2 separate regions of the Mus musculus genome follow, and region 2 is linked to region 1. Evidence: chromatin loops called from intact Hi-C (ENCODE). Cell type or tissue: gastrocnemius. All regions are shown on one strand. Each heading gives the region's core, and the rest is flanking DNA. Links, peaks and the distances in the headings are about the cores only.

What was found. A loop is a pair of places that touch in the nucleus more often than their neighbours do. Peaks named below come from ENCODE experiments on the same cell type or tissue, not always from the same donor. Only the 100,000 strongest peaks of a DNase experiment are listed, where the experiment ranks them.
Region 2: a loop joins it to region 1, with 14 times the contacts of the local background. A loop is called at or near these places in 29 of 42 quality-filtered maps.

What each region holds. Positions count from the first base shown.
Region 1 is chr3:153,958,261-153,961,185 of GRCm38, reverse strand. No RefSeq gene overlaps it. Among named protein-coding and RNA genes, the nearest start is that of Slc44a5, 14 kb to the left of the region's middle. In gastrocnemius, for the core only: a CTCF peak has its summit at 1,593 (motif pointing left); a DNase peak (open chromatin) is centred at 1,613.
Region 2 is chr3:154,224,962-154,227,886 of GRCm38, reverse strand. The region is part of intron 4 of Slc44a5 (solute carrier family 44, member 5); the gene reads right to left. Among named protein-coding and RNA genes, the nearest start is that of Gm40184, 21 kb to the right of the region's middle. In gastrocnemius, for the core only: a CTCF peak has its summit at 1,306 (motif pointing right); DNase peaks (open chromatin) are centred at 1,303 and 1,657.

The DNA.
Region 1 (2,925 bases), core at 130-2,629:
ATAAATAAATAACTGCTGCTGGTGAGTGGTGCTGCCTTGCTTACACTCACCCAGGGATGCTCTCCTGCAGTGTAGGACTATGGCAACCTGCCAATGGTCCAGGTCAGAAAGGATGCAGACAGATGGTGCTGTGTGCTCCCGAGATGCCAACGCCCAGGAACAACTGGGAAGCTGTCTCCTGCTCACACTGTGCAGTCTCCCCTTCTCAGACCTAAGTTCCTAAGGGCAGGATCCATTTACTCCTTCCCCATGAGCTGAGTAGGAAGGGAAAGGAAATGAAACCTGCCCCTCCCCCTCTCTCCTTTTCTTCCTCTCTCTTCCCATCTTCCCCATCATTCCTTACTACAATCATGGTTCAGCTGGGAAAGTGCCTACTGTGTAATCATAAGGTCTGAGTTCAGTCCCTAAACTTGTTTGTATATTTTTTTAAACAAAACAGAAAAGAAACAGGAGAAGAGGTGGTAGGGAAATGAGATCCCAGCATTGGTCCATTGGTAGTCTAGCTGACTCAGCAAGTCACAGTCCTACACACACAGAATCACACACACACACACAGAGGATCAGACACATATACAGCAACACACACACAAGAAGAAACACACACAAGAACATACATACAATCACACACAGGAACACACACACAAGAACATACACATGATCACACACACAGGATCAGACACACACAGGAACACACAAGAAGAAACACACAACATACATACAATCACACACAGGAACATGCACAGGAACACACACAGGAACATACACACAAGAAGAAACATACACACAAGAACATATACATGATCATACACACAGGATCAGACACATATGCAGGAACACACAAGAAGAAACACACACAAGAACATATGTAAAATCACATACAGAAACACACGCACAAGAAGAAACACACATAAGAACATACACACAGGAACACACATATACAATCACATACACACAATTTGACCTCTCTTTCAATGGCTTGGATTGGCTTCCACTAGAGCCAGCCAAACTGGTTCAAGACCTTTGAAGGCCTTCGCTCATCCACTACGTGTGACCCAGTAGCTTCCTTTAGAATTATCAGTGTGTGTCCTTCCTTTGGTGGAGCCCGCTGCCATTTACCCAGCACACCCTGCTTTACCCTGTTACTGCTTGGTACTTAACGGCTTCATAGGGCAGAGTACAGGTCACCCACCTCGTGCTTGACAGTGCTTGAACTGAGCCTCTAGTGATAAAACAGCCCACAAAGGCTTCAGAAACTGATTTATGAGCAGATCAATATTTCCATTAGAATACTTGCACAAACCCCACCCACCACCAGTCCTGGGAGAAGGATGACGTTATCAACCGTCCCTCTTTACAGTTGTTCCTAACGCACATTCCGATAAAATGGAAGGAACATGTTAAGCCAGATTTTTTTTTTGAATCTCAGTTGTGTATATATGAGAAGGGACTCCTCCACTTGTGTGTGTACATGTTGTATTGTGTTGAAGAAAAGAAATTCAGACAAAGAGAATTTAGAGACTATCAATTGAGAGTATTCATTCCTCACAGCTTGTCCCATTGCAAGGTAGTAAGCCCTGCCTCTGTCTCCCTCTGGTGGTCATTCTGTTAACTGCACTTTTATTTCAAGTTTTTTTGTTTATTTGAGATTGTGTTTTGATTCCAACATCTCTCCCTTCTCTTGCCTCCTTTGAACTCTCCAGTACAGCCCTCCTTGCTCCCCCCTTAAGTTCATGACCTCTTTTTCATCAGTTGTTATCAACAAGTCCATCAAACCTCTGGAGATAGTGTTAAAAGAAGTTCAAAGAAGATGTTAGGCTCCTGTAAGCTCACTCTGTGTGTGTGTGTGTGTGTGTGTGTGTGTCTATGTGAGTGTGTAACTGTGTGTGTATACACATATGTGTGAGTGTGTCTGTGTGTATACTCATGTGTGTGTGTATGTATGCACATGTGTGTGGCATGGGTGTGCATGAGTGTGCCCGTGTATATGTGTGTGTGTGTGTGTGTATTGTGTGTGTCTGAGAGAGTCTATGTGAGTGTGTGTGTGTGTGACTGTGTGTGTATGCACATGTGTGAGTGTGTCTGTGTGTATGTTCTTGTGTGTGTGTCTGTGTGTATGCACATGTGTGTGACATGGGTGTGTATGAGTATGTGTGTGTGTGTGTGTGTGTGTGTGTGTGTGTGCACGTACTCACAATCCAGGGCTGGGGGAATTTTGTTTTCCTGGCTCTCTTTACTATCCACATCTTCGGCCCTGAGCAGAAAACTCTGAGCCTAAACCTCTTTCCTTGGCTCCTTGGTCCAATCTGCCTGGTGTGTCCTTGGGTCTGTCAGTTCTCTTTGGATTTTGACATGGCAGTACTTAAAAATGAATTTCAAACTAAGTGTCACTGGGATACCTCGGGGAGGTTGTGAAAACACAGATTGTCCAGGGATCTGAGACCTCAGCCACTGAACAAAACTAACCAACCAAACAACCAGAGATTGAGCAGAGTCGGGGTTTCTCTGTTGAGCATAGCTTCTGAGTCTATGTTCCTCTTAACTGCAGAAGAAGACTTTGTTGTGTGGTAGTGTCTGTCAGGCAGTGTGCTATTTCTGAATCACATATAAATACCACCCATGTGTCCAACTGACAGGGCCATGGAGTTCCTGTGTTAGAGTCAGTCAAAAGACCCTCACTCACAAAGACCACAGAGACCACCATCGCTGCAAACCACAAGAGGATTTTTTTTTAATTGATCCAACGTGTTAGGGACCCTCCTCAGCACGCAAGCAAGAGAAGAGACCCCAGAACAAACAAAGAACACACTTTTTATACCTTGTAAGGGGCAGATTTAGGCAACAGGGCTAGCTGGCTTATTTTCATTGGTATAGCAAGTAACCCTTTCAGGCATTGGTTGGTTTGTATAGGATGACAAAGTAACCCTT
Region 2 (2,925 bases), core at 237-2,736, 270 kb before region 1:
GTGTGTTTCTCTCTGTGTGTGTGTGTGTGTATGTATCTGTGTATATGTTTGGTGTGTGTGTCTATGTGAGTGTATGTCTGTGTGTGTGTGTTATGTGTGTATGTCTTGTCTCTGTATGTCTGTCTCTGTGAGTGTGTCTGTATATATGTGGGTGTATGTCTCTGTGTGCCTGTGTGTGCATATGTGTGTATTTCTGTGTGTGTGTGTGTGTGTGTGTGTGCGTGTATGTCTTGTCTCTGTATGTCTGTCTCTGTTATATGTGGGTGTATGTCTCTGTGTATCAGTGTGTGCATATGTGTGTGTTTCTCTGTGTGTGTGTGTTTCTCTATGTTGAGACAAACTAAGATGCAGGCTGATCTTACACTATTATTAAAGTGCAGTTAATGATTTTATATGGGAGCTTGGTAGAGACAAAAGAACACAGCCTGGCAGTGAATAAGGATTATGTAGTTACAGTAAAATTGAAGTCATTCACTGCTTCCAGCTCCTGGTATCAAACACAACAGACCATGCCAGGCTCTGCTGAAGTTACAACACTAAGTGTGCATGGTGACAAAGTGGACCGCGCAAAGGAGAAAGTAAATATAGAAACTGCATAGTGGAACAGAAAAGGAAAACCAGAGGGAAGATGGTGGGGGCGGGGGGATATCACTCTCTTGCACAAAGAGGATCCCAGACACTGTCAAGTTAGGACAAGAAGTAGAGGGACATTATCAATATCCTACTGAAAGGGGCCAGAAAGCCATCTAAGCTCAGACGTGGGCGTGTGGATAAAAAGAGGAACAAAGTTGGTTTTCCAGGGCAGGTTATCAATGGATACCACCTAAAGGTAACAAAGTATCAACTAATAGAATAAGAACACCACCAAAAGACGCTTTTATTAAATTGCCGGAACTAAACCTGAGACAGGAAAGAGTATACATTGTGGAATACATTATGGGCAAAATGTCAAGGTGGGTGGCCACTCCTTTTGTTACAGGTTCTTCATTACCATGTAATTTGCTTTCAAGTACATATAGTTATTTTAAATTTTAAAAATTGGGGCAAAATTTGGTCTACCAGATGCCTTCTAGAGACACAGGATCTATGTCCAAATTCATGCAAAATTTAAAAATTAAATCGAATAGGAGGATTGGGGTTGGTCACGTATTCGAACAGATTTGTGGGACAGTCGTCATTTTGTGAACAGTTCTATGGAGACCTGAAAGTTGTTTTCTTTCCCAGTCAGGGATCTGTGCACAATCTCTGTTGAAAACCCTCCCAGCAATCTTTGTTAGCTGAAGTTCTTGCAGTACCCAGAAGGTGGAGCCACAACCAACCAAATTCCTGCTTTCTAGTGGACCAGCTAACAGGCCTTGAAGCCAAACGTAGTGAGCAATTTCCCCTGTGCAGAGAAAGTTACACAGTTACACGTAGCTACATTTCTGTGCCCTCTGAAGCTGTGGTTAAATCTGGTTTGTAATTTCAGGAAACTATCAGTGTTTCTCCCACAGTCCTTCCCACTGGGAGTAGATAAAGCATAAAAGTCAGGATTCCTCACTATCCCAGGTATGACAACGCCCTCTCAACACAAGGCTCTGCGCCTAGTTATGAGGAATCTCTCCTACGTATTATGAATCCAGGGTCAGCTGCAAAGCTATCACAGCACAAATACAATCACCCCGGTGGCTACACTGACCAGAGCGTGGCCCTGACTTGGGTTTACTCATCCTGAGATGTGCCTACTGCATCCTGGCACAGAAATATGCACATTATTTCCTGCCTTACTTTAATAAATACATTTTTATCAGCTAGTCCTAGGTCAAAAGTTACATGAAAGTCCATTTCATTGCCTCTGGTATGCTTTGGTGTGTGTGTGTGTGTGTGTGTGTGTGTGTGTGTGTGTGTGTGTGTGTTAACCACAGATATCATTCCTTGGGCATCAACCACTTATTTAAAGACTGGGTTCCTAACTGGCCTGGAGTTCACCAAGTAGGCTGGTTGTCTGGTGAGCCCAGTGATCTGGTGATCTGCCTGCCTTGGCTCCCCAGCACTGAGTCACAAGCATGGGTCACCATACCCAGCTTTTTAAACATGACTTGAATGGACTGGGCTCAGGTCTACATGCCTACACAGCGGGCACTTTACTAGTTAAGTCATCTCCCTGGCCCCTTTCCTGAAAGGCTGGAACAACTCTCTCCTTCCACTCTGTGTGTTCCAGAATGAACTCAGGAGGCCAGGTGTGGCAGCAAGAGCCTTTACCCACTGAGCCATCACTTGGCCCAACTTTGCTTCTTGAACTGAACCGTATCAGGCACATCTCCACGTCAAAAACACAGCTGTACATAATACCTTGAAAGATTAATGGTATTTCGTTATATAATCATATCAGAGCCCAAGATAAATGGTATTTCGTTATATAATCATATTAGAGCCCATTTAATCAATCTCCTTTGACAGACAAGCACACTGTTTGCATTCCATTCTGTCTACTGCCTGGTACTGGCTATAATTTCTTGCTTCGTTTCATTGTGGCTGTTTTGGCTGTGACAGGAGACAGTATGAGTCTCTCTGAAAGTTCTTCCGCAGGCCATCCACAAAGGCTAGGTCCCAGTAGGTGACAGTATTGGTAAATGCTTGAACATATCAGATGTAGGTCCTACTGGGAAAAAGTAAGAACACTGAGGATGCTGGGAATTGAACTTGAGTCCTCAGGAAGAGTAGCCAGTGTTCTAAACGCTGTTACTTCTCCAGCCCCCTACTTTAAAAAATTAATATTGAGTAAAATTTGACTTGCTTTAAGTATTTTTACTTACCCGTCAAGTCTATATGCATAATTTAAAGTAACTTTTCGTTAAAATTTTAAACTAGTACATTTTATTATGATAATTAAAACAACAACTCCACCATATTTGTCTTACTTAGGATTACTATTGCTGAGATCAA